Linked DNA regions of Homo sapiens: region 2 is linked to region 1. A link is an interaction called in ENCODE POLR2A ChIA-PET data of the cell type or tissue named here. Cell type or tissue: Caco-2. All regions are shown on one strand. Links, peaks and the distances in the headings refer to the core of each region. The heading gives the core; the rest is flanking DNA. Region 1 overlaps EPB41L4B (erythrocyte membrane protein band 4.1 like 4B). Region 2 overlaps FRRS1L (ferric chelate reductase 1 like).

Evidence for each region. ChIA-PET counts read pairs that join two places held together with the same protein. Peaks named below come from ENCODE experiments on the same cell type or tissue, not always from the same donor. Only the 100,000 strongest peaks of a DNase experiment are listed, where the experiment ranks them.
Region 2: POLR2A ChIA-PET joins it to region 1 with 15 read pairs; 3 of 35 experiments call an interaction of 5 or more read pairs at or near these places.

Annotation. Positions count from the first base shown.
Region 1 is chr9:109,194,473-109,206,389 of GRCh38, reverse strand. It overlaps EPB41L4B (erythrocyte membrane protein band 4.1 like 4B), which reads left to right. Exons shown (of 26, transcript NM_019114.5): 19 at 2,660-2,727; 20 at 6,056-6,154. It also overlaps the pseudogene RNU6-984P. Among named protein-coding and RNA genes, the nearest start is that of FRRS1L, 33 kb to the right of the region's middle. In Caco-2, for the core only: CTCF peaks have their summits at 7,000 and 7,206; a DNase peak (open chromatin) is centred at 7,209.
Region 2 is chr9:109,120,722-109,131,283 of GRCh38, reverse strand. FRRS1L (ferric chelate reductase 1 like) reads left to right here. Exons shown (of 5, transcript NM_014334.4): 5 at 1-991. Among named protein-coding and RNA genes, the nearest start is that of TMEM245, 6.1 kb to the right of the region's middle. In Caco-2, for the core only: no CTCF peak of the experiment used is centred there; a DNase peak (open chromatin) is centred at 6,953.

The DNA of each region.
Region 1 (11,917 bases), core at 2,242-10,241:
TCAACATGGCGAAACCCTGTCTCTACTAAAAATATGAAACTTAGCCAGGTGTGGTGGTGCATGCCTATAATCCTACTACTCGGGAGGCTGAGGCAGGAGAATTGTTTGAACCCAGGAGGCAGAGGCTACAGTGAGCAGAGATTGCTCCACTGCACTGTAGCCTGGGCAACACAGCGAGACTCCGTCTCACAAAAAATAAACAAATAAATAATTAAATAAAGTAAAAAATAAGAAATAAATTTTAAAAACTATCTCCTTCATTCCTTATAAACCTAATGTATATGCTTATGTTGCCAAGGGTAAAGTAAATACTCAGTAATCTCTTCTATTATTATTTCCATTTATATATGTAGCAATCTGAATAATTTAGGTCCTTCCAGAACATACCATGAAAGTCAAGAGAAAGCTTACAAAATGTCTTTTATTTGGGGGTTGTGATATAAACAGGAGGCAGTAAGATGTAGAACACAAGTTTCAAAGTCAGATGGTCTGGCTTTGAACCTTGATCTGTGATTGATCAGGAATGTCACCTTAAGCTTGTTTGTCAACCTCTCTGAGCCTTAGTTCTCTCCTATGAAAATGGAGATAACAACATCTGTCAGGTTATTGTGAAGATTACATGAGATTATCTATGCAGAGTACCTGGTGCAATGCCTTGCTCCACCACTGCAGAGGTATTGACAACAGTGGTCACAGTTGTGGCGTGATGAAATTGCTGGGGGCACTGATTGCTTACAGATAACAGTAGTAGCCCTTTTTAGAGGATGGTCAGGTTTATTTCCCATCACAAACTCAGGAATGTCAAGGTTATAGTCACAAATTCTTTATTTTCAGTCTACCTTCATTGATTTCAGGTATGCCATTTTTATACTATCACAGAACAAACAAAACTGACACATATTTTGCAATTTACAAAGCTGTAATTATCTACATTAGAAAGTTGTAACATGTTCCCAATAACCCCATGCTGCAGGTATTATCTGTGGAGGACCCATATTTCTGCTCCATTGGAGAAGTGCAGTATCTTGAAAATATTCTATTTTGTAAAGTATAGGGAAGAGATGACAAATAGGTAAGAACACATTTCCTAGCCAAAAGGACACAGTGGAAGGGCATGAAAGCAGGAAAAAAGCAGGGGAGTGTGAAGTCAGTAATTTGACATTAGCGTTTCCCAAGATGTTATAAGGAACACAAGCCCCACAGGATTCTCCCTGATAATTCTGGAAATGCTGCACATGAAATCCCATGGGACAGTCCCAGTACACATCAGCTTCTTATAGTCTCTGAAAAGTCCTGCAGGAAAGAAGCCTGTTTTACTTTCTTTCACACCTAACTGGCCATAAGTAGCTCCTACTGTTATCTGTAGAACTGAAATTCATAGGAACACAGAAGCATGCTTTGGGAATCCATGGTTTAGAGGGTTTTGAGGGGTTGTGATGGAGGGAGAGGAGGTTGATGCACAGCCAAGTATACTGCTAGGGGTTTAAATGTTAATCCCCTATTGGCATCAGTGCATAGTGAGAGTATAAGGAAAGGAAGCAGAAGTCAAACAGACCAATGGTACTATCTGTTGCTAACTCTAAAAAAGGCTTTGGCTGGGTGTGGTGGCTCATGCCTGTAATCCCAGAATTTTGGGAGGCCAAGGTGGGCAGATCGCTTGAGCCCAGGAGTTCAAGACCAGCCTGGGCAACATGGCAAAACCTCGTCTCTACAAAAAAAATATGAAACAAATTAGCTGCGTGTTGTGGTTTGAGCCTGTAGTCCCAGCTAATCTGGAGGTTGAGGCAGGAGGATTGATTGAGCCCAGGAAGTCAAGGCCGCAGTGAGCCATGATCGTGCTGCTGCACTCCAGCCTGGGCAACAGAACAGACCCTCTCTCAAGAAATAAAGAAATCAAAAACAAAAATTAAAAAGGCTTTGATTAGGATGTAAGACTGGATCTATATGTGGGCAATCTTGACAGGCTAATAATGCCATGTCCTCCAAGCCAGCAGGCTTGAAATCTTTGCTCAATATGTATTTAGAACAGAGGCCAAGCTCTGTATGTTGTGATGGTCGTGAGGGCTGCAGGCCTCTGCATGTTCTATTGACCACTAGTGTGTGGTCAGCTGGCCTGGCTGGCTGAGTGGGTGTCTCTTCTTCCCCCACTATTCTTTGTGGGACTCATCAGAGGGAGGAGGACAAGGTTTCTCTCAAAATCATATGACGTGATTCCTGCCAGGCTGTTATGGTTGTTATGCTGATGTGAAAGGACAGATTCCAAATTCCTTTGTAAACTGTAAGTGCTATGTGAACATAGAGCTGATTATTATTCCTGACCCAAACTGTGAGGTGAAGGATTAAACTGCGGGTTTGGCTTTTCCCACACTATCCCTTTCTAATTCAAGCATGAGCTGGCACGTAGCAGGTGTTCAATAAAAGCATGAATGCAAGAATTGATTGCATCTGAATGATTGTCTTAATCCTATTACTCAAGAAAACATTTTTTGTTAACATATATAAACACCAGTGCAAGATTCTCTATTGATTGAGTACTTGGTGAACTACCTCTTTGGTCCACTTGCCAATTTCTATAATCTTTTGAATGTAAGAGACTTGAAAACATTTTTTGCATGCCAACATATTCAGTTTTGACTAACCTGAATGCTTTCTTTAACAGGGTGGAAAGGAGGAATCACCGTTTGTAAATATCAATAAGAAATCCAGTCTTCAGGACGCTAGTGTAAGGTCTGTTGCTCCTTGTCTGAATGGGGAAATGATATTCTCTGTATCATCAACATTATCCTTGAAACATTGCTCACGAGGGCATTAGCTGATAAAATCAGAGGACAAATAAAACAGAGAATAGGAGCCCAAAGAGATGGAAAAAGACTGGCTTAACTAACTTTCCGCAAGCCTCAAAAATGTTGCTTATTCTCAGTTTTAATATCTCTGCCTGCTGCATTAACAAAGAAATCAATCACTTGGGGTTGTCACTCAAGCAAGTGGGCTTCACATTGCCATCCCCCTGCTTAAAGCCCTTTAAAGGCTCTGTTTACACTCAGAATGGAATCCCAACTCCTTAACAGAGTGCAGGAGGCCAGGCCCTTCAAGACCTGGCCTCTGCTCACAACTCCAGCTTGGACTTGGGCCAGCTTCCCTTGGCCCATTGATGTGCCCTGCCTGCTGAGCTTCTTGTTAGTGCTGGAGCCACATATGTTCCTTTTAAAAATGTATTTATTTAATTATTATTTTTTAAGACAGAGTCTTCCTCTGTTGCCCAGGCTGGAGTGCAGTGGTGCGATCTCGGCTCACTGCAACATCTGCCTCCCAGATTCAAGCAATTCTTGTGCCTCAGCCTCCTGAGTAACTGGGATTACAGGTGCACGCCACTGTGCCAGCTAATTTTTGTAATTGTAGTAGAGACAGGGCTTCACTATGTTGGCCAGGCTGGTCTTGAACTCCTGACTTAAGTGATCCACCCACCCCGGCCTCCCAAAGTGCTGAGATTACAGGTGTGAGCCACCACACCTAGCCTACTTTTTCTTTGTATAAATTTATGGGGTACAAGTGTAACTTGGATCTGTGCATAGATTGCACGGTAGTGAAGTCAGGGCTTTTAGAATATCCATCACTCAAATAATGTACATTGTGCCCATTAAGTAATTTCTCATCATCCACTCTCCTCCCATCCCCTACACATGTTCTTTAAAGCTTCCAGGCCACCACCACCCCAAACCCAGAGGAAGTCCTTCCTCCCCTGATCTCACAGAGAACAGGAACTCTTTCCTTCTTGGCATGGTGGTGGTGGCCTCATTGCCACCTGGTGGTTTACTAACACCAGCAGGGTCTCCTTAGGGTAGTTTCCCAAAATGGGTCCAAGGACCACTGCATCAGAGTCTCTTCTTAAAAACACAAACTCCTGGGTCCTACTCCAGACCTTTTGGATCCTTTGTGTGAATGTGTGTGGTGGGTGTTTGGTGGGTGCCAGTAGAGACAAGAATCATCATGTTAGCGGGCACCTAGGTGATCTAGAACCACTGCTCTGGGGAACTATTATACTCGATGCCAAAAATCAAAGCTAACATTTCTCTGTATCACCTTATGATTCCCAATCTGTGTGCTTGGTATAAATTTGTCTTACTCCTGAGATACATACCCAGCTGCCTCCAGGGCTTTTCAAAAACTTAATTCATCTCTTCCCACTCCACCCCACTAACCTTCACCTGGATTCCATTCTTAGTCAATGGTATTATTACCTACCCCTCACCCAGGCCTGAAACCTGGGAGTCCTTGCTTTTCTCCTACCTTATTCCCTCATCTAATTGGTCACCAAGTCCTGGCAATTTGACTTTCATTTTACCTTCCACATCCATCCTCTTTTCCTCTTGTCTATACCTTGAGCCCTCATTGTCTTCCGGGCCTACTGCTGCCCACAGTCCTCTAAGATGCTTCTGTCCTCCCTTTCACCTGGTCCTCTTCATTGTTCTAAGGACCTTTCTGTAATGTAAATCTGACTATGCCACTCCTTTGCCTAAAACCTTTAGAGAGTTGAGGTCCATTGCCTTCAGTGTAGACTCCTCAGCCTGAGGCCCCATATGACCCGGCCTCGACTTTCCCTCCAGTTAAAACCCTCTGCTCTTCCACTGAGACCTCACCGGATGGTAGTTCTAGTGCCCTGCGTTCAGCCAGGTCTCCACTCTGCCTCTCATCTTTGTGGTCTTCGCTCCATCTGGAAAGAGGAAACTCCTCCACGTAGCTTTCCCCGATGCTGACCGTTCCACCCAAGCAAATTCATGTGCTCCCTCAATAGACTATACGTTCTTCAGGGACCATGTTCCCTTTACTGTGGAGTCGCAGCTTGAGGAAACCATGAGTATAGAATGCATTGACTCAAATCCTCTATTTTCTCATTCATGTGTTTATTCAACATACTTTTTTTTTCTTTTTTTTTTTTTTTTGAGACAGGGTCTCACTCCAGCACCCAGGCTGCAGTGGAGTAGCATAATCATTGCTCATTGCAGCCTCGACCTCCTGGGCTCAGGTGATCCTCCCACCTCAGCCTCTTGAGTAGCTGGGACTACAAACATGCGCCACCATACCTGGCTAATTTTGTATTTTTTTGTAGAAACGGGTATTATCATGTTGCCCAGGCTGGTCTCAAACTCCTGACCTCAAGTCATCTGCCCACCTCAGCCTCCTAAAGTGCTGGGATTACAGGCGTGAGCCACTGCACCCGGCCTCAACATGCATTTGTTAGGCCCCGGCCACATACTTATCACCATATTGAGCACTGACCCAAAAGTGTCAGTTGACTTGCCAGGTGTCCCTTTCAAGGACCTCAACTTGTTTTGATGCCTTGTTGGTCCTAGGAGGTAATGAACTGATTTTTTAAAAATGAAATTAGTCATGACCACTACAAAAATGCATTAAAAATTTTCCTTAAAATTACTATTTTGAGTAGGGTCCATTGGTTACCTGAAATAAATTCTTGAGTAAAGATAAAAGTGACGCTTAATTTTTAGCATTTTCACACATACATGGAATTAAAATGTGTTACAGCAAGTCCTAAAGGTCTTCTGATTATGCATTTTTCACACAAAGTATAGTATGGTTCTTATCTTTTTTTAAAAAAAAAATATAGTCTGTGCTATGTTTAAAATAGAATAGCTACCAGATTACTTGGAATTAAAAACAGGTTATCCATAGGTTTCTCTTCATTTTACTGGCAAAACCTGGTTATGAGCCAAACCCTCATTCTGGTTCACCCCTCATATTGGGGGGCAGGGGTGGCTGTTACGGAGCAGAGAAATTTTATTTTGTACCTCAATTATGTTTAGTTGCCCCATTTGCTATATTTTCTTCCCTATGATTTTTTTCTTACTGTTTGGATTTTCTATGGTTTTAAAATATAATTATAATTATGAACTAAGTACGGTAGAAAGGCAAAAAAAATGGATTTCTTGACTATCAATGTTATTAAGGTGTACATTAACTGAGAAAGCAGTCCCTATGGCTAAAACGAGACCATAAACCTTTTTTGATGGTATTGTTCTGTTTTTCGGTGTGTCTCTAGAAGTCCTATTCCTATTCGTGTGGAAACTGCCCAGCCAGCTGTGGAAAAGCCGGAAATCAAGCCTCCCCGAGTGAGGAAGTTAACAAGACAGTATAGTTTGTGAGTTCTGTACTGCAACTTTTTCAATTAAAACAACTATGATGACTAATTGTTTAGATACAAATGCTTCTTAGCCCTTCTGACTAGTCCCAGGGAGCAGCCCCCAAATTCCATTTATTTCCAATTTAGGTAATAATGAGACTAGCCCTTTCTCCCTGAAAACCTTACATAGTTAGCATAAGGATTCATTATTGACTACTGTGTAATAAATTACTCCCAAACTTAGTGTCTTAGAACAATCCACCTTTATCACCTCACAGTTCCTGTGGAGTGGGGGTCGGGGCATGGCTTAGCTGGGTCTTCTGTATCCGGGGCTCTTACAAGGCTGCATTCAAGGTGTCAGGGCTGCGGTCTCATCTGCAGGCTTGTTTTTACGGTTGCTGACAGGGATCAGGTCCTCAAGGACTCTTGGACAGAGGATGCCCTCAGCCTGTAGTCACATAGGTCTCTCCAGCCTTCTCCATCAGAGAAAGCACATAAGAAGAGCCAGAGAGAGTGACAGCAAGGCAAAGGCACAGTCTTTTGTAACCTACGCACAGAACTGACATCCCATCACTTTTTTTCTTTTTGAGACAAAGTCTTGCTCTGTCGCTCAGGCTGGAGTGCAGTGGTGTGATCTTGGCTCACTGCAATCCGCCTCCCAGGTTCAAGCAATTCCCCTGCCTCAGCCTCCCAAGTAGTTGGGATTACAGGTATAAGCCAATAAGCCTGGCTGATTTTTGTATTTTTGGTAGAGACGGGGTTTCACCATGTTGGCCAGGCTGGTCTAGAACTCCTGACCTCAAGTAATCTGCCTGCCTCGACCTCCCAAAGTGCTGGGACTGCAGGTGTGAGCCACCGCACCTGGCCCCCATCACTTTTGCCATATTCTGTTCATGAGAAGCAAATCCCTATGTCCAGCCCACACTCAAGGGGAGAGATTACACAGGGGCATGAATACTAGGACGGGGATCATTGCAACCCACATCAGAAGCTGCTTTCCACGGCATATCCATGAAAAGGCAGCCCCGTCTGTCAACAGAACCAAAGCTAATCACTGAGCTTTGACACCTGTAGGAGGAGCCATTTCCCAAAATGTCCCAGAATCACCAGGGCACATGTGCACCTGACTGTTCTAGGCATCGTTAGGGAATAGTAAAGTGACTTTGACAATTCCCATCCAAAGACTCACACTTTACTGGAGGGAAAGACAAGAGTCACAAATAATTATAATCCAAAGCAGAAAGATAATTGCTGTAATCAGGGTGGTGAGTACTAGTAATAGTTGTAGTACTGATCACAATGGTATTTCCCTTTTTTTTTTTTTTTTTGAGACAGAGCCTTGCTCTGTCACTCTGTCACTCTGTCACCCAGGCTGGAGTGCAGTGGCACAATCTTAGCTCACTGCAATCTCCACCTCCCGGATTCAAGCAATTCTCCTGTCTCAGCCTCCCAAGTAGTTGGGATTACAGGTGCCCGCCACCACACCCAGCTAATTTTTTTGTATTTTTAGTAGAGACAGGGTTTCACCATGTTGGCCAGGCTGGTTTCGAACTCCTGACCTCAAGTGATCCACCCCACCTTGGCCTCCCAAAGTGCTAGGATTACAGGCATGAGCCACCGTGCCCGGCTTGTAGTTCCCATTTCTTGACCTTAGCTATGGCATGGGTACTGTGCCCAGATGTGTCATTGGTCAGAGAGTAACTGCAGGGGGATCTCTGGACGAATGAAAAGGATGGGGGCTTTGGAGTTGGAAAGGCTTCTGTCAGGCCCCTGGCTAGTTTACAGCTGTAAGCTCTTGGAAAAGTGACTGTTTGATCCTCTCTTCCTTCCTCTGTAAAATGGATGAGATAATACCTGCCTCTGAGGAGTTTTGTGGGGCTTAACATGAGAGAATGTGGGTAAAGCCCCAATACCCTGGCCATAGGATGAGGTCCCCTTTCTTTCTTCTCTAGGACCTGGAAGCTTCTGAGGAAAGATGGAGTTTAGGGGGTACCCAGAGTGCAAAATGTAGGACAGGACACGGGATTCTGGATGCAATTCTCTAACAGCCATCTCAGGTCTGCCATTTGTACCTGTGAAAAGGAAAAGAGGCATGTATGGGGGATATTAAGGGAGATATATCCCACCTCATATCCTTCATAGAAACTTCTGGTCAGCTGCATTTCCTAGGAAAGCCAAAACGAGTAAAGTTCAAATAATTAACAGTCCTAATGATCTCTGGGGGACAATTAAGCCATGACAGTTTGCTTCCCTCGAGGATAAGACTGGCAGAACTTGCCATTCCTTTTACATTTTGAAACTCAAAATGTTACTATCACTCATTTGAGAGATGTAATCATGTTTGAAACAATGACTGGCTGATATATAACCTGGAAGGAAAGGAAATTTCACTAACTCACCAAACTCACTCTTTTTTTTGTTTTTTTTTTTTTTTGATACAGAGTCTCACTCTGTCGCCCAGGCTGGAGTGCAGTGGCACAATCTCGGCTCACTGCAACCTTCGCCTCCTGGGTTCAAGCGATTCTCCGGCCTCAGCCTCCCAAGTAGCTGGGACTACAGGCACATGACACCATGCCCGGCTAATCAAACTGGCTCTTTTAAGGACACTCTTTTTCAAACCTTGAACTTTACATGTGTATTTCTTAAGCTGCCCCAAAGTATTCTGCTTTGAAAATCAAACAATAGCAGCATTTTCCCCATTAGTAGAAAATAGCAACATCCATGGATGAGATTTTCCCAGTGTTATTGTCCCATAAAGAGTTCTCGAATCCTTGACGCTGGCTACCGCTCATTTGCCCATCTTTTTATTATTATTATTATTTTATTTTTTTGAGGTGGAGTCTCACTCTGTCACCCAGGCTGGAGTGCAATGGCTCAGTCTTAGCTCACTGCAGCCTCCGCCCCCTAGGTTCAAGTGATTCTCCTGCCTCAGCCTGCCGAGTAGCTGGGATTACAGGCGTGTGCCACCACGCCCAGCTAATTTTTGTGTTTTTAGTAGAGACAGGGTTTCCCCATGTTGGCCAGGTTGGTCTCGAACTCCTGACCTCAGGTGATCCGCCCGCTTCAGCCTCCCAAAGTGCTGGGATTACAGGCATGAGCCACCACACCTGGCCTTTGCCCATCTCTTTAACTCTTTGATATTGATAAAGTTGGCACGTGATCAAGGAATATAAATGGGAAAACTCAGATCTCTGATTTTCTGGAAAATATTTTTTACATCATCATTTTTGAGATACAGATTTGTGTGCACACATCGCCCTTTTGGCTGTTGTAATATTTCTAGTTCCTAGGCTGGAATAAGGTGTAGTCAGATTTTAGGTTGCTCCACCAAAAGCATTGTAACATTCAGGTGCTGTGAACAAGTCTTCAAACCACTGCTTTTAAAGATACAGACAAAAATCTCAGCCACATTATTTCCTGGAAATATGACAAGGAGGGAAAATGTGGCTGCTACATGCAGTGAGAATGGAGAAGTAGAGGGTCTCTACAGAGAGTTTAAGGCAGGCGAAAAGGTCTTTTTTTTTTTTTTTTTTTTCGGAGACAAGGCCTCACTCTGTTGCCCAAGCTGGAGTGCAGTGGTCGATCACAGCCCACTGCAGCCTCAGGTGATTCAGCTCAGGTGATCCTCCCACCTCAGCCTTCTGAGAAGCTGAGACTACAGGTGTGTGCCACCACATCTGGCTAATTTTTGTATTTTTTGTAGAGACAAGACCAGACCATGTTGCCCAGGCTGGTCTCGGACTCCTGTGCTCAAGCAATCGCCTGCCTTGGCCCCCCAGAGTGCCGGGATTACAGGCATTAGCCTCTGTGCCCAGCCAAAAGTGTCATTTTTTATTGATACCAGCTAGTATGTTTAGAAAATCATGAGCTATTTTATTTTTTTCCAGAAATATAACTTCACTGTTTATTTAAACATAGTGTAAAAGTCTAAAAAAAATTCAATAGTGCTCACTTTGGCATCACATATACTAAAATTGGACTCATACAGAGAAGATTAGCATGGTCCCCCTGCGCAAGGTGGACATGCAAATTTGTGAAGCGTTTCATATTTTAAATTTTTAATTAAATAATAAAATATTTATAAGTTAATTAAAATATTTAAAGAAAAGAAAAAAAAGTAAATAGGCAAGACAGAAGAGAAAAGTAGCCAATTTCCCAGAATCAAAAATAACCAGGGTTCATAGTTGACGACTGTTACATTAGACAAGTTTCTATGCTTATATATTGTTAAAATAGAAACAACTTCAAAGCAAAAAATCATTCTGTATGTAAAATTTTACTTATGAAACTGTTGTTTTATGACTTTATCATGAATTTACCTTAGAAACAGGTAAAATTGGAAGACTTGCTGAATTTTAGATATGCTTCTTGGCCATAAGATCTAAACTAAGACAAAAGATAAAAACCATGATGAATTTGGAGTCTTTTTCAATTTTAGGCAGTGTCAGTTGACTCCCTTCTGTGAAAAATGAGCTATGGTTTTTAAATGGCCTTTTATATAAAACTAAATAATAATAACTATGCTATTGAGGTGATAATTTTTTAAATGAGGTAAAAAGAAATTTTAACCCCGCTCCTCCACTTAACTAGCTTTGCGAACTTGAACAAATAATTTCACAATCAGCTGCTAAATATCATCTGATTCTCTGAAAAATGGAGATGGTAATAGGGTCGGTGTGAAAATTAAGTGGGTGAATGAACGTGTAACCCATCTGACCTATGTCATCTATGTGGATCCAAATACTTGGTGTATTATTAATTTTTCCATGTACTTATTCAATTCTCACCTTTCCCCCTTTTTAGTAATGAGCCCTAAGTCCTTCCCTTGAGGCTTCTCCATACACAGAATAATCTAAAACCTCTCAGGGACCCCTCAGTCAATCCCATCCGCACTGCAGCTTTGTCTCACGGCCTCATGTTCCCACGTGGCCCCGTGCTGGGCTGAGGCCTTACCAGTGATCTGCACAGGCTGCACTGGTGCCTACCTGTCATGGGTCTTGTATCTACACTCTTGAGCTCAGCCATCATTCTAAATCACAACCCCTATGCAAGGGTGGCTCCAGAAGCTCTACATGGCAGATCCTTAGGGACAATGTGCCTGGAGTCCCCAGCACCACCCTTAAAGCAGAGAGTCAGACAGATGTTTGTACACCCATGTTCATGGCAGCATGATTTATAATAGCCAAAAGAGTGGGAACAAGCCAAGTGTCCATCAACAGATGAATGGATAAACAGAATGTGGTATATCCATATAATGGAATTTTTATATTATAAAAATAAATGAAATTTTGATGTATGCTACAATGTGGATGGACCTTAAAAATATTATGGTGACTAAAATAAGCCAGACACAGAGGAACATAGAGTGTGTGATTCCACTTATGTGACGTTCCTAGAATAGGCAAATTCATTGGGACAGAAAGTGGAATTGATGTTACCAGAGGCTGCAGGGAGGGGCTTGGGGAGTTATCGTTCAATATCAATACAGAGTTTCTGTTGTCACTGATGAAAAAGTTTTGGGGACAGATAGTGGCAATGGTTGCACAATATTGTGAATGCATTTAATGCCACTGAATTGTATATTTATAAGCAGTTAAAATGATAAATATTATATTGTATATATTTTACCAACAAAACAAAACAACACCCTGGCAAATGACAGAAAATTCACCCCAATTTGTTTTGGCAAAAAAGTCAGAGTATTGGATCCTGCAAGCTGGACATCTGGTGGACATCTGTTTGGGAACCCCCAATCCCCATCCCTGGTCTTCCCACCCCTGC
Region 2 (10,562 bases), core at 2,143-10,142, 75 kb after region 1:
ACATATAAAGTACCACTGTTGAATGTGACTTTTCTATACTGTTAGTTAAGAAACCAAGACTAGTGTTAGCTGAGTAACTGGCATGTTGATGCAACCTATACAGGTTTTGTATTTAATTAGGTTCCTTATTCAGTTATTCAAGTATCCAGTTATTTAGTTTCAAGGTAGATTTCTTTGTTTTTATATTTAATAAAAGACTTGCATATAAGTTCCTCTTCATGAAAATAGTGGCTAGGCTAGTGTGATTTTAAGTATGTCTGGCAACTCAAAATGTAATGGATTCATCAAGCTATTTGGGATTTTTAACATAAAACACACTGCTGCTTGATTAATGTGTTCAGTTTTCCCCTGGATATTTGCTATTAGGCTGATAGCCATTTGGTTGGATTCTTCTGGAGAGTAATTGATTCTCTAAGGTAATGGGGTGCTGCAGTGGGTGTAGCATTCACCCAGGTCACTAGAATCCTACCTGTTTCATCACATAGAAGGCCCTGGCCATGGGGAAGAGTGAATGCAGCTTCTCCGGATGCCTTATTTCCACAGACATGCTGATATGCTGGAACAATCTGGCTCCAGGAGTATTAATATACTTTTTTGAGACTGTCTACAAAATACTATTTTGTAAAAACTATGCCTTTACATAGACATTGATAGGTTATATTTGTTTTATAACAATTGTGTACCTAATGTTTGTGATTAATTTTGAGATTTATGTATATTTATAAGCCTATCTTATGTAAATTTTTACTCTAAGATGTGTGGCACATTACTAATAAAGACGTGGATTTCTATTTATGTAAAGTAATTGTAGCAATATTCCTAGATGCTACCTAAATGATTGTTCTGTCCATTTGCCATCACAAATACTTTTATCTTTGGATGATTATGTTAGTCAGAATATATTAATTAGATTTAAACTTTAAAATAAGAATTACAACATAGTTTGAAATTCTTCCTGTTGATGTAATTAAAGTTAGTTTATAATTCCTTATTGCTTTGCTCTGGTGCATTTTTCTTTTCTGTTTCTGGTTTTAAATCTTTCATCAGTAAAGTCACTCTCATTTCTCCCTGAATCTATAGACCTTGGAGAAGACGATAGCCTGTCTTGTCTGACAAAGAGGAAAATCATTTTGCTGTCATCAGGTAAAAATTCCCGTAGAGAAACAATCTGTAAAATAATCTTACATTTATAGCTTTGGTTTAATACTTTATTAGGTAGTGAATGGAGGCCTATAATCCCATTTCAAGTGTATCAGTTGGTTAATTGCACATGGCTAGCTCTAAGAATTTCAATAATCAGCATTATTGGCAACTAAACCATATAATATTTTGAGAATAATTAGAGTTTAGTTGTAGAGCATAATGAATCACCAGGGAGGTCGTTGAGCTGCCAGTACTACAGGGGCTAGCTTGAGAAGATCAAGGAATGGCATGTTAAAAAAGAATCAGGCATTACCACATTCTGCATTCAAAGCTCTAATTTTCACCAAAAAAAAAAAATTCAAATATTTTGTCCTTTGTTTAGTATTCTGCTTGTTCCGTGTAGTATTTATTTTGCAGTATCCTGAGTGGACAGCCCAGCTATCAAATCTGATCCTGGCTAATGTTTGACTTGGAGATTTCTTAGGGCTCAGTCGCAGGTACAAGGATCAGATGATAAGCTATAAGAAGAGACAGAGGAACTGCAATGGACATGAGAGCCACCTGCGTCCAGGAGGTTAAGAAGCTTTAACCATTCATTCATTCATTCAATCAATCAATATTTATTTATTTATTTATTTATTTATTATTTTTTTAGGGTCTTTGTCACCCAGGCCAGAGCGCAGTGGCACGATCAGAGCTTACTGTAGCCTCAACCTCCTGGGCTCAAGCGATCCTCCCACCTCAGCCTCCCAAATTGCTGGGATTACAGGTGTAAGCCACTACACCCAGACAATAAATATTTATCGAAGACTCTTATGTGCTCGTCCTTGTGCTAGACATTACACAGAGAGGACTCTAGGAAGAACAGTTCTTGATTTCTGCCCCCACCCTGGGGCTCACCCTGGGGGCCTGTTTGGAGAGTCAAACACACACCATGACAGTACCTTGTGGTGAATTCAGTGGTAAGGAAAAGCTCAGGTCTGATGCTAAACCTGAGTGGAGGTCCTCACCCAGCCTGGGGCAACTAGGAAAGCAGGTGGTGATACTGAAGTGAACCTTAAGGAAGGGGTGCTGTGGACTGAACATTTGTTCCTCCCAAATTCATATGTTGAAACCCTAATCCCCAATGTGGTGGTATTTGGAGATGGAGCCTTTGGTAGGTAATTGGGCCGTGAGGGTAGAGCCCTCATGAATAGCATTAGTGTCCATATAAGAAGAGACAGGAGAGAATTTGCTTCTTTTCTCCACTCTCCACCATGTGAGTACACAATGAGAAACTGGCCATCTTTGAACCAGGAAGAGGGCCCTCACCAGAACCCAACAATGCTGGCGCCTGTTCTCAGGCTTCCCAGCCTCCAGAACCATGAGAAAGAAATTTTTGTTGCTGAAACCAGTCCGTCTGTGGTAATTTGTGGGAGAAGCCTAAATTGATTAAAACAAAGGGGTAGAAATATGTTAGGCAAAGGGTGTACAGGGGCATCACCAAGAAAGGGGAGAACAACCCAACAGCCTCAGACGAAAGACCAGCAGGATGTATTCTGGAACCATTGTCATCTGACAAGGCTTATCTTAGTTTTCTATTGCTCCTGAAAACAGTTTCCACAAACATAGTGGTTTAAAACTACAGAAATACATTTTCATACAGTTCTGGAGGCCAGAAATCTGAAGTGAATCTTACACAGCTAAATTTAAGGTATTGGTGGCGGGGCCCAGTGGCTCACACCTGTAATCCCAACACTTTGGGAGGCCGAGGTTGGTGGATCAGTTGAGGTCAGGAGTTCGAGACCAGCCTGGCCAACATGGCAAAACCCCATCTCTGCTAAAAATACAAAAAATTAGCTGGGCGTGGTGGCAGGCACCTGTAATCCCAGCTACTCGGGAGGCTGAGGCAGGAGAATCGCTTGAACCTGGGAGGCAGAGTTTGCAGTGAGCTGAGATCGTGCCACTACACTCCAGTGCAGGTGACAGAGTGAGACTCCATCTCAAAATAAATAAATAAATAAAAAATAAATGTAAGGTATTGACAGGGCTGGTTCCTTCTGGAGGCTCCAGGGAATAGAATTCATTCCTTGTGTCTTTTAGGTTCTGGTAGCTGACCAAATTCCTTAGGCTGTGGCCTCATCACTCCAGTCTCTGTCTCCCTGGTCAGATGACCTTCTTTTCTTCTGTAGTCTAATCTCCCTCTGATAAAGATACTTGTGATTATATTTAGGGCCCACTGAAATAACCCAGGATAATTTCCCTATCTCAAGATCCTTAATTATACCTGCAAGGTGCCTTTTGCAATGTAGGGTAATGCTTCATAGGTTCCAGGAATTAAGACTTGGTTACCTTTGGGGGTCATTATTCCTAGCATCACAAGGCCAGAGGATAAAGGATGAAGTGAGGATGGGGAGAGGTGAGGCAGAGTGAGCAGGGTCCTGTTCACAGAGGACCTTGCAAATCATAGTAAAGAACTTTGACACCTTCTCACAGGGGATAAGGAGGCTTAGGGAGAGACTAGCTTGTGTTTTAGAAGGATCATGCTGGCTTCCATGTTGACTGGAGTGGAGCAAGAGGATGAGCTTAAAGACTAGTTAGAGGCAGAAGTGACATCAGTGTGGTGCAGAGTGTACAAATATGTAGCACTTAGAATTCAAAACCAGCAGGACTTAATCTACAAATAAAGATGGTTTCTTTACACATAAAGAAAAATTAGTCTGGCCCAGCGTGGTGGCTCATGCCTGTAATCCTAGCACTTTGGGAGGCCAATGCTGGAGGATTGCTTGAGCCCAGGAGTTGGAGACCAGCCTGGGCAACATGGCAAAACCCCATCTCTACCAAAAATACAAAAATCAGCCACTTTCATAATTAGGTCTCAAAATAAATAAATAAATATTTTTTGTTTAAAAGAAAGATTAGGCAGTTTTTTTTTCAAGATAGAATCTTGCTCTGTTGCCCAGGCTGGAGTGCAATGGCACGATCTCAGTTCACTGCAACCTCTGCCTCCTGGGTTCAAGCAATTCTCCTGCCTCAGCCTCCCAAGTAGCTGGGATTACAGGCATGTGCCACCAGGCCCAGCTAATTTTTTGTATTTTTAGTAGAGACAGGGTTTCACCATGTTGGCTGGGCTGGTCTCAAACTCCTGACCTCAAGTGATCTGCCCGCCTCAGCCTCCCAGTGCTGGGATTACAGGCATGAGCCACTGCGCCTGGCCTAGTCTGGGCAATTTGAAATGCATCAACCATCTCCTGTTTTTCAGTCTTGCTCAGGTTTGCAGCAGAAGGCTGGTTGTTTATTCCACTGGTTGGCCTCAGCCTTAGTGTGAGTATATCGTAGGGAATAGAGCTAAGGAAGCAATGGGCTAAGAATTCCAAATCCTGAGCCCTAAGGCTTAAACTTCAACTATCCAGGTAAAGCTTGAGCCATTCCTGTGAAGAGGGGGAACGACCAGTGATGGACACTCAAGGTCAGCCACTTTCTAGAGAGGGAATTCTGACTTTCGGTGCATAATTGTTCGTCGCAAAGTCCCGCTTGCAATGCCCATCCTTCACACCAACCTTCTTCCCACCTTAGGAAGCGAAGGAGGTGTCTTGTTGCAGACTTAAAAAAAATTATGTATCTCTACACTTCATTTTATTCATCTGGCCCTCTCCCAGGCACGTCAGTTTCATCAAGGTTGGTTGAATTGATTTGATAAGCTTTTCACTGAAACATTTCACTAACTGGTAAATCGTTGACATGGCACGACATTGTATGGGAGGTTAGTTGCAGCTGGATGGCACAGACCAAAAGGACAGGAAAGGCTACCCTTGACTCGGTGAACTAGCAGGACCTGCACTGTGAGTAGGGGCCACATGTCCAGCTATGGGAGTGGGAGGGATGAGGGGGAAGTAGGTAGGGAGTTAGGCAAGGCCTGTTGGGATCAGACTTGCTTGCACCATTTATCCTTCAGCCACTGAGATTTTTAAAAAATCTTGGCCTGTAATTCCAACACTTTTGGAGGCCAAGGCATGCGGATTGCTCGAGCTCAGGAACTCGAGACCAACATGGGCAACATGGCCAAAACCTGTCTCTACCAAAAATACAAAAAAAATTAGCCAAACGTGGTGGCATGTGCCTGTGGTTCCAGCTACTAGGGAGGTTGGGGTGGGAGGACTGCTTGAGCCTGGGAGGCGGAGGTTGCAGTGAGCTGAGATCGTGCCACTGCACTCCAGCCTGGGTGACAGAGTGACACTCTGTCTCAAAAAAAAAAAAAAAAAAGAGAAAGAATTCAGTGATAGTTCAGTGATAGATTAATAATGTTTGCCATGGACTTAGCAAAGGAAAGTAGTAATTCACATGCCATGCAATTGCCAGCCTTGGTTTATAGTAATTGTAATAAAAGACCTTGTTATAACTATTCCAGTAGTCACTGTTTGAATTTCTATTGTAAAGTAACCATCATAGCTGGGTTCAGTTCATGGCAGCTAAGTGCTGTGTATAAAGCAGCCCAAGGGAAGGTAAGTAATGACTACTCTGTGGCCAAGTACCATATTAGTTATTTACATAAACTAGTTCTAGTCCTCACAACAGCTCTGCAATGTAGATTTCTTATCTCTCTTGTACAAATGAGGAAACATTCTCAGTAAGTTAATTTATCCAAGGGTATACAGCAAGAAAGCAGTAGAGCCAGGATTATAATCCAAATCTGTCTGCCTTAAAAGCTTGTGTTCTTTCCAGCACATCCTGCAGCCTCTACAATAATATGGTGTCTACTCACTTTTTTTAATTATTAAAAAAAAGTGTGCAAAGTACTGGAGCAAATGCAAAAAAGCTTATCGATGACTTTTGATCCAATGGGGAATTCAGATATTTGTGAAAATGATTACAATATAATGTGGTTGGTACTTGAGAAGAGATAGCTGTAAGTGCTACACAGTAAAGGTAGCTGCTAAGTTTCCCTGGATCAGGAAAATTCCACAAAGGAGATGATTTTGAGCTGAGGCTTGAAAGATGAATGGGAATTATCCAGATAGGCAAGAGGAGAGTTATATATCTGGAAGGCTGGTCCTATGAAGATAGAAGAGATGTCCAATGTATGGTTGTTGGTCTAAGGAGCTCAATGTGCTCTTGGCAGTTGTTGCACATCTGTACGGGATGCCAAATGTAAATAGTGCCCCCAAATGTGAATTGTATCCCTGGAATTGCGCAAAGTGGTGGCCCTGGACCATGGAGAGATACCACAATGTCCTGGGTAGAGCCTTGCTCTGTCGCCCAGGCTGGAGTGCAGTGGTGTGATCTCAGCTCACTGCAACCTCTATCTCCCAGGATCAAGCGATTCTCCTGCCTCAGCTTCCTGAGTACCTGGGATTACAGGCGCCCACTACCATGCCTGGCTAATTTTTGTATTTTTAGTAGAGATGGGGCTTCACCATGTTGGCCAGGCTGGTCTTGAACTCCTGACTTCAGGTGATCCGCCTGCCTTGGCCTCCCAAAGTGCTGGGATTACAGGTGTGAGCCACCGCGCCTGGCCTCTGGGTGTTTAATATATGTTATTCTCCAATTTAATCTTTACTGCCACCTTATGAACAAGGATCATGCACCATTTATAGCTGAGGAAACTGAGCTCAGAGATGCTATGTAACTTGTCCAGGATTATACAGATAATAAGTGGCAGATTTGGAATCTGAATGCATGTCACCCTGATTTCATTTTCACATGATCACTTCTTCTGCATTGTACATACTACCTTACACACAACGCACATACCACATTGTAAGCACTGGACTTTGTACAAAGCAGATACTCAGCACACCTTAGTAAATGTTTGTGGATACACTTGGAGAGCTCTAAAACAGACACAATGCTGGAGAATCGTCTCCCTGCCTGTGTTTGTAATATCTCTGGTGGATGTTATCTTGATACCTTGGGAGTATCAGTTGTTTAAGAGATACCCCTTATCTTTTCTAGGACAAAAGTAAGAGTTACCCCAAGAGTCACTGTCAGATTCTCACCATGTCAGAGACACTGTGCTGCTGCTTTTATACATACTTTCTTATTTCACCTTCACAGCAACCATTTTTATAAATCAGGAAGCTTTCTGTTTCAAGTAATAGAAGCCTAACCAAAACTGGCTTAAATGATTACAAAATTCATTCATTCATGCAACTGGAAAGCAAGAGGCAGTGTGGTCTCCAGGGTCAGCTTGATCCACGACTCTGAATGTCTTTCACTTCTACTGTATCCTGCGTGCCGATGGAGGCTGTTTGTCCCTGAGGTTGTTGGAGTGAGTTGTCATGTTAAGGTCAACAGAGAGAACCCAAGTAGCCTCGTATTTTGGAGGAGACACCTAAAATCATATGACCTTGAGATTTGAGTGGACAATGGGCTTCTTTCTCAAATTTAGTTTTTAGGTCCTATGTTCCAGTATTTTAATTTTTCTCTGTTCTCAACCACATGGATGCTCAGTAGAAACATCCCCAGCTTTCAATTTCATCTCTCGCAGGAAGCACAGACAGGCTTTTTTTGAAAGGACGCCACTCATTCATTCTTTTGCTCAGCAAACACTTAGCTCCTACTCAGTACGTCCTATGCTGTGCCAGGTGCTGGGCCCACGGAAATGAAGAAAGCCCAGTCCCTGCTCTCAAGGGGCTCTGTAGGGAGACAGACACAGAAACCACTAACTTTGACTGCAGTGTGGTGAGGACAATCACAGGAGGGGTGAGTGAAACCCTGTGTGAACCCAGCCTTGTGCTAGGCCACATAAAGACTAGTCTAGTTAGATTCTAGTGCTTCAGCCTTCATTTCTGTTAGAGTTCCATTGACTAGAAATGCTGAGTGACACCTGTCAGTCCTACGGCTTTGGCCATTAGAACAATCTTGAAATGTTCAGCAATTTTCACTTTCACTGAGACTTGGAAGCAAAGCACCATGACAGGGCATTTTTTTGATTTGCTGAGTTGTTGCTAAACTGTGGCCCAACACAATTTAGGCAGGATTAACACCCCATGTCCTGTCCCGTTTCGGCTTGCATCCACTGATAAATGCTTCTGTTGCGTAACTTGGGAGCTCTCATTTTGTAACTAGAGGAAGAGAGTCTTTGGTTGGAGTAGGACAGAGAGGAGGGTTCAGTCTTTGTTCCCTCACTGACCCATTGGAAGGGTTTTGAACCCATGTGGTTAGAGGACTGAAGTCCAGACATGGAAGGAACTATTCACGAGAGGAGTTATAAACACTGGGCATTGGCGGGGCACTGTGGCTCATGCCTGTAATCCCAGTACTTTGGGAGGCTGGGGTAGGTGGATCACTTGAGGTCAGGAGTTCAAGACCAGCCTGGTCAACATAGTGAAACCCCGTCTCTACTAAAAACACAAAAAATTAGCCAGGTGTGGTCGTGTGTGCCTGTAATCCCAGCTACTCCGGAGGCTGAGGCTGGAGAATCGCTTGAACCCAGGAGGCGGATGTTGCAGTGAGCTGAGATTGCATCACTGCACTCCAGCCTGGGTGACAGAGCAAGACTCCATCTCAAAAAAAAAAAAAAAAAAAAAAAAAAACCCAAAAAACTAAAAACTAAAACATTGGCACACTGACCTGCTTTAGGGCTTGGGTGACAAAATATTTGTCAAGTGAGGGAGAAAGACTTCTTCCCCTTATCAGGATTAAACCCAGCTCTGTTTTGGTACCTTGAGGGTTAGAAGTTTGGGAGTATGTAGGATTTGGGGATAATGATACAGGCACTGGAAATCTTCCGATGGGCACTAGACTCAGTGAGCTGTGTGGGCAGCAGGGTGGTTGGTAGCAGCTGACTCATGTCTCTGGGTATATGTGAGGTACCCCTTTTGGGACCCCCCCATAGAAATCACCAAGGACTTTTTAGGAAGGAGGTTGAGGCCTTTGCTATTATGTAGATGGGAGCTTAAGTCAGTGTAACATGGACTGAAGGCAAATGTGACCATACTTTGTAATCATAATCCCAGAAAGCCTGAACAAATAAAGAAGCAAAGTACAATGTAGGAACAACTGAAAGAAAAATATTTACAGAGTCAAACTGTAACTGAGTACCCTCATTTTTTCTGAGACAGAGTTTATTTTTTCTTTCTCTCTTCTTTTCTCACTCCCCCAGTTTCTCCCTTCCTACTTAGCCCTTTAAAAAGGCAAATGTAGGCCAGGTGCGGTGGCTCACGCCTGTAATCCCAGCACTTTGGGAGGCTGAGGTGGGTGGATCACCTGAGGTCAGGAGTTCGAGACCAGCCTGTTCAACATGGTGAAACCTCGTAAAAAAAAAAAAATTAGCCGGGCATGGTGGGGGGTACGTGTAATTCCAGCTATTTGGGAGGCTGAGGCAGGAAAATCTCTTGAAGCCAGGAAATGGAGGTTGCAGTGAGCCGAGATCGCACCATTGCACTCTGGCCTGGGTGACAAGAGCGAGACTCCGTCTCATAAATAAATAAATAATTTAATAAAGGTAAATATAGCCTTTTACGTTGTCTTCACCAGACAGTCCCTACAGGGCAAGTTCATCTAACTATGTGCTTAGGAGCTCCAGAAAGGAACTCAAGAGATAACATCCAATTTCTACAAAACTCCCTCCCACCGGGAGACTGCCTTGAGAAATATGAAACTCTCTTCCATCTGAGGGGTTTTTGGCTTAGTCCTGCCAACGAAGGTGCCAGCAGTCACCAGCTTGACCACCCAGTAGATAAGGCATGCAGACCCCTCCCCCGACAACTGCTTGCTTCCTTCGCTTTAAAAGTGCCTGCTTTCTGCTCCACAATTGAAGCAGTAGCCTTAGGGAGGAAACCTGTACTTCTTCCCCTAAGCTAGCTTTGGAATACATCACTTTCTTTATACCAGACCTTGCTCTTGTTAATTGGAATCTGCAAGTGGTGAGCGACTAAACCTGCGTTTTGGTTATAAAACTCCAAAGGCCATCTGAAATACTGAGACCTAAAACTTACAATCGAGATGGATAGGGAATTACTTTTTCCTTTACTTCCTTTACTAAATCCCTTTGTCTCCAAATCTATCAAGCAATAGTTTCTTTATCTGCAAACTGTGGATTATGTTACCTGTCTTGTCTGCTTTAGAAGGGAAACAAAAATTATGTAGAAATTAATAGGAATACTATTGAAACAGGAAAGGGACAACTTGCAAGGTTTGAAGCAATCACATGTTGAGTACTCAGTCAAGGCTTTCTTTTTTTTTTTAAATCAAAATGTTGATTGGGATATTTTATGGGTAGCAGGCTTGGATCCCAGCACTTTTCCAATAGGGGAACAGAAGCACCTTGTACCGCCCCAGAGTTTCCCTTCCCCCACACAATAACCCTAAAGCAAAAGCTATTATTATTATCATCGCCATGTGACAGAGGAAAACTTGAGATTGGGGGCTTAACTGACATTACATCAAGTCTCAAAAAGAAACAGTGGCAGTTTGAGACTTTGATCTACGACTCTTTT